2 separate regions of the Homo sapiens genome follow, and region 2 is linked to region 1. The links are chromatin loops, found by intact Hi-C in ENCODE. Cell type or tissue: chondrocyte. All regions are shown on one strand. Region 1 holds the start of NUDT11 (nudix hydrolase 11). Region 2 overlaps CENPVL3 (centromere protein V like 3).

Region 1 (8,000 bases):
AATAAACATACGTGTGCATGTGTCTTTATAGCAGCATGATTTATAGCCCTTTGGGTATATACCCAGTAATGGGATGGCTGGGTCAAATGGTATTTCTAGTTCTAGATCCCTGAGGAATCGCCACACTGACTTCCACAATGGTTGAACTAGTTTCCAGTCCCACCAACAGTGTAAAAGTGTTCCTATTTCTCCACATCCTCTCCAGCACCTGTTGTTTCCTGACTTTTTAATGATTGCCATTCTAACTGGTGTGAGATGGTACCTCATTGTGGTTTTGATTTGCATTTCTCTGATGGCCAGTGATGGTGAGCACGTTTTCATGTGTTTTTTGGCTGCATAAATGTCTTCTTTTGAGAAGTGTCTGTTCATGTCCTTCGCCCACTTTTTGATGGGGTTGTTTGTTTTTTTCTTGTAAGTTTGTTTGAGTTCATTGTAGATTCTGGATATTAGCCCTTTGTCAGATGAGTAGGTTGCAAAAATTTTCTCCCATTTTGTAGGTTGCCTGTTCACTCTGATGGTAGTTTCTTTTGCTGTGCAGAAGCTCTTTAGTTGAATTAGATTCCATTTGTCAATTTTGGCTTTTGTTGCCATTGCTTTTGGTGTTTTAGACATGAAGTCCTTGCCCATGCCTATGTCCTGAATGGTAATGCCTAGGTTTTCTTCTAGGGTTTTTATGGTTTTAGGTCTAACGTTTGAGTCTTTAATGAGGGATAGCATTGGGAGATATACCTAATGCTAGATGACGAGTTAGTGGGTGCAGCGCACCAGCATGGCACATGTATACATATGTAACTAACCTGCACATTGTGCACATGTACCCTAAAACTTAAAGTATAATAATAATAATAAATGTTTCTTGCCATAAAAAAATAAAAAATAAAATAAATAAAAATAAATAAAAATCAAAGTGTGGAATAGGAGGGGATCTCCACGTGAATGGTTTCCCAACCCCCAAGTGGTGCTTATCAAAGAGAAAGACAAGGGTGGAGTGTGTGGAGAATGAGAGAATGTCTTGGGCTTTAACGCAGGAATACTAGATGGGTGGTGCTCTGGTCTTTAAGGTGTACTGCATCGAAGTGCAAATGGCTGCAACAAGGAGGCGAGAAGTGTACCCATGAGGAAACTGAGACACAAAGGGGTCAGGCAGGTTGTGAACAGGGGTTTAAGAAAAGCGTTAAATTACTAGCTGCGCCAGGATGCTCGGCAAGGTGGGAACCTGTTGAAGAAATAAAACTGCATCATGTGACTCAGCAAGGATGCGCGGCTATTCTGCCAAGAATCCCGTGGGTCGTTTTGACAACACCGGGGCCCAGGTCCCATGAGTAAGCCAGAATGGTTCATCGTGGGGGAGGATGATGACGACGATGCCCTTGCCTCTGTCGTGTGTAAAACGGCTGCGTGTGGGTTTCGTGCAGCGCGGTGGGGAGGGAGAGGAGAAACGTCCTGCCGCGCTACAGTCGCGTTTGGGTCAAAGGCACACGTGGAGGCAGTCGGCCAAAGTCACAATGCGGTGTATTTCACAGTGCGCGAACGACGTTCTCGGCCCCCAGGGGTGCGGGGCGCCTGCGCAGTGGGCCCGAGGCGTCGCGCGCTGCGGGAGCCAGGAGACCCCCGCCCCCGCCCCTCGCCCTCCGCCGCGAACGCGCACGTGAACGGGAGCGCGGACGCGTCCGTTAATGCGCCTCACCTCGCTCAAACCCTACCCGGCGGCGGAGGGAGGGAGACGCGCCCCCGACAAGCGAGTGGGGTCTGTGGACAGTCGCGGGCTCGCGGGCGGCGGCACCTCCTCCACTCCGGCGGGCCCGGGTTCGGCCGGCCGCCCATCGGACTGGCCGACTGGCTGACGCGCCTCGCTGCCCCCGCCTCCGCCTGCGCCCCGCCCAGCTTCATCTCTCCCTCCGCTCCCCGGGCTCGCGGGCAGACGGAGGCGCCTCTCTTTCCCCGCCCCTCGCCTCGGCCCTTTCTCTTCCCAGCACCTCGGCTGTTCCCCGGCGGCGGCAGCGGCAGCGGCGGCCCACACAGCAGCGAGAGGCGAGAGGAGGCTGCCTCGAGGAGGCTGCCTCGAGGATGAAGTGCAAACCCAACCAGACGCGGACCTACGACCCCGAGGGGTTCAAGAAGCGGGCGGCGTGCCTGTGCTTCCGGAGCGAACGCGAGGACGAGGTCCTGTTAGTGAGTAGCAGCCGGTACCCGGACCGCTGGATCGTGCCGGGCGGGGGCATGGAGCCCGAGGAGGAGCCGGGCGGTGCGGCGGTCCGAGAGGTGTACGAAGAAGCGGGAGTCAAGGGGAAGTTAGGCCGGCTCCTGGGCGTCTTCGAACAGAACCAGGATCGCAAGCACAGAACGTACGTGTATGTACTGACTGTCACGGAGCTGCTGGAGGATTGGGAAGATTCGGTTAGCATTGGGAGGAAGCGAGAGTGGTTCAAAGTCGAAGATGCCATCAAGGTTCTCCAGTGCCACAAGCCCGTGCACGCCGAATATCTGGAGAAACTAAAGCTGGGCGGTTCCCCAACCAATGGAAACTCCATGGCCCCATCCTCGCCAGATAGCGATCCCTAGTATGTACCGCTTGCGCTCGCGCAGACTTCTATTTGTCTGCCTCGCTTAAAATGCGTCCCGCCTGGAGCACCTCTCGTGCCATGTGCGGTCTCACGGGGAGGAGGGAGGCTTCTTTTGTTTCCTTGGCAGACCCTCTGAATCACGCTTGCAAACTGTCTCAGTTGCCAGGCCCTGTTTTCAAGACAGTTTGCACGTTTTTCAGATGCTTTCAAAATCGCTTCTTGGTTACACTGTAAAATGTTTCGGGGAAGCCTATGCGGCTTGGGGTTTTAGGTGCCTTAACTGTTCACCCTGCTTTTGGGAGGTGTGTGTGGGGGGCGAGGGGTGGGTGGGGATTGTGTGTGGAGTGTGTGTCTGCCTGTGCGCCCTGTGATGTTTTTGGTTCTTTTATATTTCACACATATTCGTGGGTGAGCGTGCGTGCGCATTTTTGATACCAGCCTTGTGGTTTGTTTGGTAGTGGAGGCCTTTAAAGTCTGACCAGCTTGGTTGTGTGGCATCTTTTAGTATTCTTTTTCCCCTTTAGTTTTCTCCTTCACAGCGTTCGCCCTTGTTGTCAGGGAGGCCTTCTGTGGTGGGAGTTGGTTTAAAAGATCAGTTTTGAATTTTTTTAAAAATTGGGAAATCCTACATGTTGTGCTCTTTCTGCACTCTACAGTCACTTTAGCTTCTGAAATGGGATCTCATTTGCCCCTTTCAGAAATTTCTTTTTCTGTTTCTATATGTAGATCATTTGGTTTTCAAAAAATTTTCACAAGTGGTAATTTTTCACTGCTGACTTCAAATGGCTATTTCCCATGTAGATTAACCTTATTGAATAGATGCTGCGGAGGATCTGCTAGCCAAACACATCTTATCAGAAAAACCGTATTCACAGAATTTGATTTCCCATACTCAACTTCCAACTCCCATTGCCCCTTACTGGATACCATAGAAGAACCATGGTTCTCTGGATTTAAGTTCGTTTTTGAAAGTGGTCTCCCTCCCATATTTGAATGTAGTGACATTCCGCTTAAACCTCCCTGACTCCCAGTAACCACAGGAATGGAATCTTTTATGGTGATTACATCCCAACTGAGTTAGCTCTAGTGATGTTCAGCTGGTACAGAATTGTCAAACTATTAGGATTCCTGAACAATCTCTCTTAACGATAGAGAATAATTGTTTTGTCTCACAGGACACCCTATTCTAGGTGCAGGTGACCAGCATCTACATCAAGAACTTAACGTTGCCTGTAATCCAAAAACCTCCTACTCATTATTTTGCTCTCCTGTCTTTTAATACCATAGAAAAGTTCCTTTTGAAACCGTCTCTGCTGTTTTTTTTTTTTGCTGCCCCCTTGTGTGCTTTTTGTATTTTACCCTTCAAAACACTGAAATATTTTTCTCTATTTGGAGTACATTGTAATTTCACAAATAATATTTTTTATGCTGCTAAACAGTGAGTGCCGTTGCACTTTCTAAAGAAATATGGTGCCACTGTTTTGAAAAGAAATATTACAACAACACATTTAAGTATAGGTAAACAAAGTACAAATCTGTTTCTCAAAATATTTTCTGCACTAATGCTATCAAAGGAAAGAGTAAACTAGAAATTGTGGCTTTTTAAAACTTACAACAGTTTTATTATCTGAATTACATGGTCTGATCAAATACGGAGTATTTTTCTATTTTTCTCTTAACAAAGTGATACATGTTGAATATATATATTTGAACCACATATTTTAAAAAATATTTTGTAACTTTTAATTCCAGGGGTACAAGTGCAGATTTGTTCCGCAGGTAAACTTATGTCATGGTTATTTGTTGTACAGATTATTTCATCATCATGAAGCACATATTTTAAATTCCAAACAATTTGACTTAATTATTCAGTCTAAAATGGATCTTAAGATTTTCCTCAATAACCTAATTATTACAGAAGGTTCTTGTTTCTACATTAATATTGACCTAGGAGGTATACTAGATTGTATTTTATGGATATTTTTGTAGATGAAATGTGTTCCACATGAAACACTGTCACGATTACTTTGGAGACTTAACTCGTACTTTCTATCATTAGAAGTAATTATGCATCATCTTATTTGGTTCTTAAGTTATGTATCTGACAAAGTAAAAATTAATGTACAGCATTCATAGTAACCCTCTCTTAAGAATTGTTAGCTTATAAATATGTCGTGGTTTTTCCTTTTCTTTTTTTTTTTCCAGAAACACTTAGAATATGTAGTGTTACTTTTCAAGGCGTACTGTTAAATTAAGTAGTTTTTGTAAAATATTCTCTGGAACTTAGTCTCATCAGAATAGTTAAGAGCGCCAAGGAGATTCTTTTTTTCTCTTCAAAACTAAGTCAAGAGTTTCAAGTTAAAAGCATTAGTACAGAAAATGTTTTGAAAAACTGAGATTTGTACTTTGTTTACCTATACTTAAATGTGTTATAAGATTTGTTTTCGGAACAGTGGCACCACATTTCTTTAGAACAGAGGTAGTATATAGAAAATTTCTGCCACTTCAGTGCTCCAAAATTTGATGTATAGTTGAGATTTTTTTCCTTCTAAGAGTAGTAGAGTTCACTTGTACATTATTTCTTTTGTGATAGCAGAAAAATGTACACCTAAATTTTACAGCCCTGTCTTGATAAAGAAAGGAAAAAGAGTACACAGACAATTGAGGTTTGCAGACATGAATCAGATTTATTTTCTGCATGTTTTATAAATAGCTTACATTTTCAGCTGGTCAAGTGTTTTATTCTTGTGAATATATAAAGAGGAAACATTAATATAGATGCATATACTGGAAACAATTGGTGCTGTGTCTATAATATATACAGTTTTTCTCAAGAAGTATGTGTGTGTTTAGATACAAAATCTGTTGACTACACTTTAAAGAAACAAACTAAAGGGAAGAAACTCGAAAATAATTTTGTTGCTTTATTTGCATAGATTCATTTGCAACAATTGATGTAAAGGTTTTAAATTCTTTCTGTGATTTCATTTCAGAAGGTTAGTATAAGAATGCCAATTTGTTTACAGTTAGAAAATGTGTATTTGCCTGGCAGAGCTTTCACCTCTAGAATTCCCTTGTGGGGGAGCCACCAGGTACTCTCTGAAAGACTTTAAACAATATTTTCCTGGTAGTGGTCTCTTGATAAGATAGCTATTAATACTAATGGTATTTAGCAGATTTTAAATATGTTTGGGCAAACAGCACTATAAGAAGTGGAAGTTACTATGCTGACTGTGCTAAAACATAACACTTTTATAAGAATAAGAGAGCATGGGCTGGGCATGGTGGCTCACACCTGTAATCCCAGTACTTTGGGAGGTCGAGGTGGGCAGATCACTTGAGGTCAGGAGTTGGAGACCAGCCTGGCCAATATGGCGAAACCCCAACTCTACTTCTAATTATTAATGAAGTAAAACTACAAAAATCAGCCAGGCATGGTGGCACGTGCCTGTAATACCTTCTATTTGGGAGGTTGAAGCAGGACAATCTCGTGAAACCAGGAGGCAGAGGTTGCAGTGAGCCAAGATCACTCCAGCCTGGGCGACAGAGTGAGACTACGTCTCAAAAAAAAAAAAAAAGAGTGAGCGCATGATGTGATAGAAACTACATTGGGGGTTTGAAGTCAGACAGATCTAGTTCCAGTTCTTCCTCACTGAAACTTAAGCCAAGTTATCTAACTATCTGACGCTCAGTTTAAAAAAAAAATCTGTTGTTGGAGATAGTAAAAATAGACACTTTACAAACATCTCCAATGAGAAGCCTTTCCTGACCACCTGGGTTAAGAAACCCTCTTCTGTGTCATGGTTCGCAGAGTTTATTGTACTTAATCTGTTTTCTTGGCCATGTGGTCACTGGACTGAAAACTCTTTCGTGGGTGGGAATCAGCCTGAATTATTTCCATGAGTCTAGAGTCTGTAACATGGAATTTAGGATATTTTATGTCTTAAATGGTCACTCCTCTTTTACAAAACTTCTGATATCGCTGCTTTCCTGACTTTTTTACATCATGGTATACATTGGCTTATAACCCCTCAGTTGCTGATCCAGACTCATTGATTGCATCTGCATTAGATAATTCTGTGGAAGTGAAGTGCTTGATGCAAAGTGATTGATGTACATAATAAGCTCTTGGTACATTTGTCAGTTGGAGGAATTATTAACATAAGCCTGCTAATTGTGTGTTGGTTTGTTTTTCCAGATGAACAGCAAAGATGTTCAGTATTGTGCTGAAAGAAACATTGATGTGAACCCAGTGATCAGTGGAATTGTCAAGTACAGGTGAGCACTTCTGTGTTCCCAAGAAGACAGCTCATCTGGTTTCTTCCTGCATCTTGGGACACTCCTTCCCTGTCTATACCACTGACTCTTGCTCTGGTTGTTGTACTCTTATACGTGAATAGACTCTTAATTCAGCACCTATAGCCTTTTGTTGTGCTTTTTTGATGTGTCTGCCTTCATTAGACTATGATGTCTTTGAGAGCAAAGACTATTTTTCCTTACTCTTTGCATATTCTGCATCTGAGACACTACTTGAAATATGGTTGGCATCACTGAAGGTTCTTTGATTCAATTAATATTTTGTAATCACCGTGTGGCAAAACATTCCCCTTCCAATCTGGTGCTAGTAGAGTATATGCTATCTAGGCACCATGTGTGTGGCTTTTGTGTATCAGGTGTTTCAGAAATATTTCAAGACAGTTGTAAGATGTTTGAGGACAAGAATTATTACTCCTATTTCTATGTCATACCACACAGTAGCTGCACAGTTTTAAGATTATGCCATCACCTAGGGTAATGTTTTGTAGAATCAGTCCTTCGTGTAACAACTCTAGTGTTTTTGTACTGTTGATGATTTGCTTAAATTTTATTCAAAAACTATCACTTGCTATAAAGGTAATTGTAAAAATAAATACAGTGGACGCAAAATAATGTTGTGAGTTTTTATAAAAATAAATTTTAAAATGATATATAAGACATTTTTTTGCAATGCCTGCCCTAACCACTTCTTACATGTCATCTTAACATCTCTTTGAGGAAACACTGTTTCCTCATTTTACAGATTTAACATACTGTATTATTTGATGCCAGAGCCAACAGGCTATATCATAGGCAGTTTCCAAACTTAATTATGCCATTTAGTTTGTCTAGATTTCTTTTGCCTCTCTCACTGATCCATTTGGCTGTAGTTTTCATCCCTTTTCCAGTACACACAGCTAGCTCCTCATCCTACCTGGTTTCTGCATATGAGAATGCAGAGGGCTGAGAGAGGGCAAAATTGTTGTCATTTAGAAAAGGCATTTAGGAAAGAGGCTGCTATTAGAGGGGAACACAAAGTGAAGGTTTTTTTAAAAAAGAGGACTTGCATCAGCTGCCTCCAGAACAATTTTAAGAAAATAACAAAGATGTTTAGAAGAAATCTTACGGAGTTTGCCATGG
Region 2 (8,000 bases), 120 kb before region 1:
TGGCGACCCGGGGGAGGAGGCCGCCGAGGAGCACAAGGCCATCCACAAGACGTCCTCCCAGTCAGCCCCTGCCTGTCCCCGCGAACAGGAGCAGTGATTGGGGCCGCAAGCCCGCCTGAAACCGGCCCGGGCGGCCCTGCGGGGAGCGTCCGAGTACCTGCACAGATCCCATGCTGTAAAAGAGGTGTTTCTGGCCTGGTCACACCGGGGATTCCCTTCCAGTATTTGCCCTTCCCCTCCGCTAGTTTTCAGTGAACTCGCTTACGATCCAAATCTTGAACACACCTTTGTCTGCGTAGTACAACGTTAATCTTGCAATTCGATAAGGAAGAAGAGTGTCTCTGATTTTTCAAACCATCCATTGTATCTCTCGCTTTTACTGTTCTGCCTACAGTTGTCACAAATCACCTGCAGATGATTCCTGTGTACTGTACGTTCCTGGTGCTATTGTGAACAGGCTTGTTGTTTTCAGCGCTTTGCGTCTGGTGTGTAGGACGGCAACACACAAACAGTTTGTAAACATGTGCTAGGACGTCTTCCATTCATTATCGTGTGTGTGCGACGTGTGTGTTTTAGATAGACATTCACGTTTGCACTACTTAGTCCAGTTATCTAGTGTTTTTTATATGATATGTTTTAAGATTCATTAGTATTACATACCTCATTGCTCTTATTAGACGAATGATGTTAGTATTTTCCTCAGTTTTGTTTTAGAAACTGTCTCTGGGAAAGGAGATGGGAGATAGGAATGAGAAACGTCTGTGTGCTGTATGCCCTCTTTAATCTTTCTAAATACCTATCTTATACATGTGTAAGTATTCAGAAATCAGTAAATATTTAATAATAGAAAAGTATGTATTTCTATGCTGTATATTACAAAACCAACTCTAATTTATATGTAATTCTTGGTATCTGAAATTTTTATCAAACAATCAGTGGTGGGTTCAATGATACATATCAGTATTATCATTTTATGGCTTCATAGAATTAAAAAATATGGATCTTTCATAATTTATGTAATCAACCTCCTCTGATGGATGTTTAGCTTTTTTCCAACTTTCAGTGTAATAATAATATTTCAAAGGAGCAAACTTCTAATAAATGTCTGCATTGTTCTACTACTTCGGTAAAAGGGCCTGGATACTCTTTCCATATGTCTTTTACTTGCTGTCTGTCTCTCCTCTGTACATGTTTCATTGGATGTTGAATTGTTTAACTTGACTTACCTTTTCAACGAAGGGAAAAGAGATCAATTAAGTAAGTTTGTGTTTCCATGTATATGAGAGATGACATGGCTATGCCTCACATAAGAGATGCTACCACCTTTCAATTCATACCTCTTCTTTTCCATCTTCCCCTACCCCTACCTAAAGGGAAGGTTTTTGTGACCTGGTTTCTCCAACATGTTGCTCTACTCCCCAAGATTCCTCCTTTGTTCTTTGGAATAGCTTGCCCCAGTCCTTCTCCACCTAGGGATTGAGTTGAGGTAGGGAGGGAGAGAGGAAGGGAGAACATGAACATGCATATATGCCTTAGGTGGTTCAGTCATATTGGTGGTCAGAAAATACCAAATTGCACTGAGTTACACCTATATTACACTCCATTGCATAGAATAGATCCAGAGGGATGGAAAAAAATGACTCAAGATGTCATGCTTCTGCCATGTCAGTGTTTCTGTCCAAAGAAATGTGTATATATAATTTCTCTCTTTTTCTGAGAATGACTTTTAAAGCGTGTTCTGATAATTTTTGCTTCTCTAAGCCATGTGCAAATCATTCATCAGTTTGGTTAAAGACTCATGTTCAAGAGTGCCAAGCACCCTTTTAACTTGGCATACAGTTTAAGCATGCTAGGCTGGTTTCTGTGTGTGAGAATGCAAGCAGAGGACTGTTGTGCTGGTGAGAAGGAATGGGAGGGGGGCTAAAACCTGAGAAAGAACAAGCTGTTGGGGAAGGGGATGACTGAGTAAGAACTGGAGAGAAAGAGAAGCAACGAGCAGCTTATATCCAGCAAGGAATATAGGGGAAAGCAAGAGGTGTTTAAGGGAGTCTTTGGGGGATTTTACCACAGGTTCCAGGAAGTCAGTGTTTTCCCCTTTATTTCCAAAGGAGGCTTTAAAGTTAATGTTACTTTATGTGTTAGCTGTCTTTTTTTCTATTGCACAGAAGTATATCTTACACTTCAAAATTGTGAATGAATGTTTGTGAGCCATTAGTGATCATGGACCCTGACAGTGGCCACTGTGCCATGCTTCAGGCATCTCTTACTTCAAGGAAAGAGCAAGGGCTGAAAACCCAACTCTTCTATGCACTACTGTCCAGCTTTGTAAAATCTGTCAAAATACAAAAAATTAGCCAGGTGTGGTGGCGGACGCCTGTAATCCCAGCTACTCAGGAGGCTGAGGCAGGAGAATTGCTTGAACCCGGGAGGCGGAGGTTGCAGTGAGCCGAGATTGCGCCATTGCACTCCAGCCTGGGTGAGAGAGCAGGACTCTGTCTCAAAAAAGAAAAAAATCTATAAAAGCCCACCCTCATCTTCATTGTGAGGATGAAATGAGGGCGTGTGTATAATCTGCTGGTACAGTGGCTAACGCCCAGCAGGCACTCAAGAATTTGCTATGATGGTTGCTCTTATTAGGTGACGACACTGATAAATAGAACCAAGGGTCATGATTGCACTCTATCCTAAGATTTAGATACTTTCATGGATACCCTCTCAGGTGCGATGTTTTTGGACACTTAAAGTGAGAGTTACATCAATCCAGTGACAGGGTAGAAGGAGTAATAGGAAGTAAATCCGTAGGGTGCTGCATGATCTTTCTCCTCTTAATGGATTTATCAGACAACATCCACTGTTTCTTCCCCATCCACATTCATCCAAGCTGTGACAGGGGAATCACCATAGATGGAACCTCATCCTCTCCCACCTCATACCCTATTCTCTGCCTAGCCTTCCTCCACTTTATGCCTCCTGGCTGCCCAGCACTGTTTTCCATGCTAAGATAGAACAGTGAACAAAAAACACAGTCTCTAGGTCCTTATCACTTCCATTTAGCGAATGAGAAAGCCTCCAAATACAGTGTGACTAGGAAAAAGTGGGGTGCTGTGGGAGCACAGAAAAGAGGCCAGTTAATAAGTTTATTCTTGGGCCAGTTAATAAACTTATTTGGACCTCAGTTTTAGTGTCCTCATCTCTAAAATTGTTATGATAATAACACTCATCTCCTAATCTTGTCCTCTCTCCAGGATGAGATACCCAGGAACCTAAAGAGACCGGCCATGTTCTAGGTGAAACCATTAGCTCTGTGTTCTGTGTTAGTCACAAGTCAGCATGGAGGGGAAGTATTACAGGACCCCTGGGAACCTGGTCTACCCTGGGGTCATAGGTAAGGAAATGGGAGGTGGGCGCAGGGCTGGTGCCATTTCCATCTTCTCATCTGTATCTTCACATCTACTGAAAAGGCTTCTTTTATTTATTAGGTGTTCTGCACTATGAGGACTTATAATTACATTGTTAGGAAACTAAAGTTAGTCCTCGCGGGCTATGCTATAGAAGGTGGTACCAGCAGTAGTATATCGCCCTCCAGTGGACGTTATAAGTGATGGCACATTGTTGGATGATTTTACTTTAACACTTGAGAAATTCATAGGGAATGGGATGACGCTTGCTTCCTCAGAATCTCTGGGAAAGAAGCCCAGTAGTTAGGATGCTTTCCTCTATAATAAGCATTCTAGGAATTACAACCAGGAAGAATAGAATCAAGAAGAGAAAGAGGCACTGTTTTTTTCTGTGTCCTTTCCGTGAAATAGGACATCTTTCATAAAATCATTGCTCCCAAATTTTATTTCCTTGCTAAATAAAATCCTCGACTATTTGAATATTAAGAATACAACCTACATCAGTGAATTTCCAGCATCTAGTCATGTCCGATCATGCAACTTTGACTGTGATATATGAATAGGAAATTGGCATGGATTCATTTTTTTCTAACTGTTTTTTATCCCCATCCTATGAACTGAGCCCTCCAGCTGTCATAGTGTCTTTCCTCACACTGGTATGGCAGGTACTGAAGTAGGCTCCTGGATATAGAAATGAGTAAGGCATCCTTGATCTCAGTCCTTGTGGAGCTCATGGTCTGTTGAGGAAGACAACAAAACAAGAAACTACAACAAACAGTGATAGGTGCTCATAGCAGTAGGGGAATTCAAGATGTTCTGACAGTATATATCAAGATGGAGGCAAGATATAGCCTTTCAAAAGAAGAGACACGCTATCTGAGATATAGCAAATAAATAGGAGTTAGGTGAAAAGCAGAACTAGAATTTTCCAGAGAGTGGAATAATATATATGAGGTCTTAGAAGCTGGAGAGAGTGTGACATACATGAAGATCAGACTTCTATCCTGGTCCCAGTACCAGATCATAAATTACATTTGTTTAATTTCTGTTTTCTGTGAGATATTTGAAGGCAAGGACACTGCCCAATTCTTTGTGAATCCCAAGTGCCCCGTACATCATTTGACATATCATTATCCAATAAATATCTGTGTATGCATAAGCTAAGAATACTCACTGTGCACCAGTTACTGAAGTAGAGCTTCTATTGGGGTTTTACAACTTCCAGAATTATACTTATTTAGAAAGCACATAACTTAAAATATAGCTATTTCCTGCCAATGGTGGGAAATTCTGAAAAAATGTATTTACGGTTTGAGTAAAAAGAAGTGGGGGAAACAATTAGCCAGTGTTTTTGAAAATTTTGAAGCATTCATTGCACATACACATTAATATGTCCATGCATTAACCTGTTTAAAAATGAATAAATAAAATTGATTAACTCTATTGTAGTTATGTGCTTGAATGCCTATTTACGTACATGCATGTACAAATATATATCCTTGAATATGCATGGAATATGCATTGAAGTTTGTAAAGAAACACATTCTAAGTAAACATTAGCTATATATTCTCACACATATGTACTCGTAGAAATGGGCTAGCTCCTCCACCCCTTCATCCCCTCCTCAGTTTGCCCTTTCCTGTTCCCTTCAAGGCCTTATATCCCATTTTCTCTAACCATCCCTTCTGATGTCACTTGCAATGCCCACTGCTCTGGAACCACTAGTCAGTGCTGGGAGACCAGGTCATTTGGTGTGCATGGGATGCGGCAGGAGTTGAAGGTATTGGCCAGATATATACTGGTAAATACCTAGCAAGCATCTCTCCAAGTGTAGTTCTAGCATAAATTTGGGGTTTTAACTTGTTTATGTTAACAAGTAAGAGTCATATAACAAAGAACCATATCAGAACTTCATTTATTCATCAAGAACTTCACTTATTCATCAATGACTCTAGTGACTTCTTTGGCAAACTGAACAATAGTCTTTAAATACAAAAATAATAGCTCCTCAATTTTCTATGCTATTCTATTCACAATGTAGTGGCTACAGACACAAAACGCATTAAAGTTTAATCAGCATTATTAACATTTTCTACATCATTTCATTAATTCTAGTCTATCAACATAACAACAAATGAAGGCCTGATTTCTGGGTGCTGTAAATTCCCCCACCATGGTTTACTTCAAGCTACCAATGTGAAGTCACTGAATACACACCTGAGACCAGATGAGCAGCGGCATACTATTCCACAACACTTCCACGGTACAGATGAAAAACACAAATCCCTTCAAGAACACAGAGAATAGTAAAACGTAATAAGAGAAATAGGAGCCCCATTCATTTTGAGTATTTTATCTTTGTTTGTTTTTTTCTTTTTTTTTGAGACGGAGTCTCGCTCTGTCGCCTAGGCTGGAGTGCAGTGGCAGGATCTCGGCTCACTGCAAGCTCCGCCTCCTGGGTTCATGCCATTCTCCTGTCTCAGCCTCCTGAGTAGCTGGGACTACAGGCGCCTGCCACCACGGCCAGCTAATTTTTTTGTATTTTTAGTAGAGACGGGGTTTCACTGTGTTAGCCGGGATGGTCTCGATCTCCTGACCTCGTGATCCGCCCTCCTGAGCCTCCCAAAGTGCTGGGATTACAGCTGTGAGCCACCGCGCCTGGCCTCTTTGTTGTTAATATAATTTATTTTATTGTAAGTTCATATAATTTAATTTTTAATCATCAGCTCTAGTGAGTTGGTATGAGCTGCCTACAGCAGACTGCTGGCTTCTCTCCACAGATTCATGTAACCCTGAGACAAAACCGAACCAGTCCATCACAAAGATGACCCTACCTTCTACGCTCCCCCTCCAACTGACTCCCAGGACTAAAATTACAACCCAGTTTCCCTAACATTACCTTTCCTTTAAATCTCAAGTCCCTTGCCCTAAATGTAAAGTTCTTAGTTTCCAGGAATCCCTGGCTCCAATCAGTCACCATCATCTTTGGGTATGTTTTACCAGGGCAGAAACTCTAGTATGCTTGGTGAACTGTTCTTCTCTGTGGTCTCAATTAACCCTTTTCTCTGCAGGAGCAGTTCTTTGACTTCATGGCAAAAGAATGTTAAAGGAGCCCTTGGTAATATTCTATTGCTTGGATTTGAATGAGGGAGGAATGGAGAGGAAAGAGAAAGAAGGAGGGAGGGTGGGAGAGGGAGAGAGAGAGAAGGAAGTAGGGAGAAAAGAAAGGAGGGAAGGAGAGAGAGAGAGAGAGAGAAAGGCTGGAAGTAGGCTGGATGTTACTATTCCTGACACCTGTAATCTTAGTATTTCTGGGCTTGAAATTCTTTTTTATGCAAATCCTTCTTTCTTTCTGAGTGAGAACTGTGCTTTTTAATAAAAATTCTGCAACTGTAAGGATTACATTAGATAGTACATGTGAAACGTTTAGAAAAGTAGCCCCAGGTATGTCTTAAGTACTGGAATCAGAGTGCCTAGGTCTGAATCATAACCTGTTCCTTTACTGGCTAGGTATTTCTAGGCAAGTTCATTAGCCTCTGAGTCTCAGGTTTCTTTATACGTAAATGGGGTATAAAACAGTATCTACCTTATATTGTTGCTGTATGCATTAAAATGGATGTTGAAACATAGTCATCTCTCATCTCAGGATATCTTGAATTCCCCTACTGCTATGAGCACCTATCACCTGTCATCCTAAAACTGATTATTTCTGACTCTAGTGGCTAGCACCTTACCAATCTACTGTGTTGCTAGACTGCATGTTTCCTGGTGCTAGCTAGACCATCACATTGTTAGATCAATATTTAATCTACTCTAAGGATTTCTGTTTGTCCTGTTTGTATGGATCAGGTTGTATTTAATTATTTTCCACTCCCATTTTCTGACCATAAAACTATAGATGAGTAATAATGCCTAATCTATACCAATAGCTCTGTGCTAATCTTTGATGTTCACATAATGTACCAGACTAATAATACTCTGATTCTACTGTGTACAGGAGTCATTTCTCATCTTCCTGGTAACCCTGAAAGGTGGATTTTATTATCTCTAACTTACACAAAGGCAAATAAGCTCAGAGGAGTGCAAGATCATGTCCAGAGTCACAAAACCAGTAAGTGATGATCAAGGGTATTTATGAATCTAGATTCCATTCCCTGCACTGTAGCTCAAACTGTCTTGAGTTCTACCAGTGTAAAAGGTCAAATCGCATTGTCTTCCCAACAAGGCTATATGATCATTGAAGGCAGAGAATGATTTAGCATTCCCTTGTACCTCTGGTACCCAATTTAATGTTAACCCCATAATAAGTATGCATAAAATACCTGGTGACTAGTTCATGAGGACTCAGTTTGTATTTAAAATTCAACATAATTTGACAAGGCTGAATCTGTAATGATATCACAGCTAGAGAAAGAATGTATTACTCAGACGTTCTCTCCATCAAAGTGTTTTTCTGCTCCCAGAAGCTGTGTGAGTTGGTGAAAGAGACTTGAAGCAATAGCTATTTAATCAGATATTTGTTCCCAAAATTCAAGAATCTTTATACTGTTTTACTTATATAATCGTATATTTAATTCAAAAATATCACTTGCTATTAATTA

Evidence for each region. Hi-C counts contacts between places; a loop is a spot of excess contacts. Peaks named below come from ENCODE experiments on the same cell type or tissue, not always from the same donor. Only the 100,000 strongest peaks of a DNase experiment are listed, where the experiment ranks them.
Region 2: a loop joins it to region 1, with 2.9 times the contacts of the local background. A loop is called at or near these places in 7 of 110 quality-filtered maps.

Annotation. Positions count from the first base shown.
Region 1 is chrX:51,490,512-51,498,511 of GRCh38, reverse strand. It overlaps NUDT11 (nudix hydrolase 11), which reads left to right and starts at 1,920. Exons shown (of 2, transcript NM_018159.4): 1 at 1,920-2,561; 2 at 6,763-8,000. The coding sequence starts at 2,068. The coding sequence ends at 6,763. RefSeq lists a silencer at 1,730-1,849. In chondrocyte, CTCF peaks have their summits at 3,686 and 3,897 (motif pointing left); a DNase peak (open chromatin) is centred at 1,841.
Region 2 is chrX:51,610,152-51,618,151 of GRCh38, reverse strand. CENPVL3 (centromere protein V like 3) reads left to right here. Exons shown (of 1, transcript NM_001355276.2): 1 at 1-1,132. The coding sequence ends at 97. Among named protein-coding and RNA genes, the nearest start is that of CENPVL3, 4.8 kb to the left of the region's middle. In chondrocyte, CTCF peaks have their summits at 3,377 and 3,584 (motif pointing left); no DNase peak of the experiment used is centred here.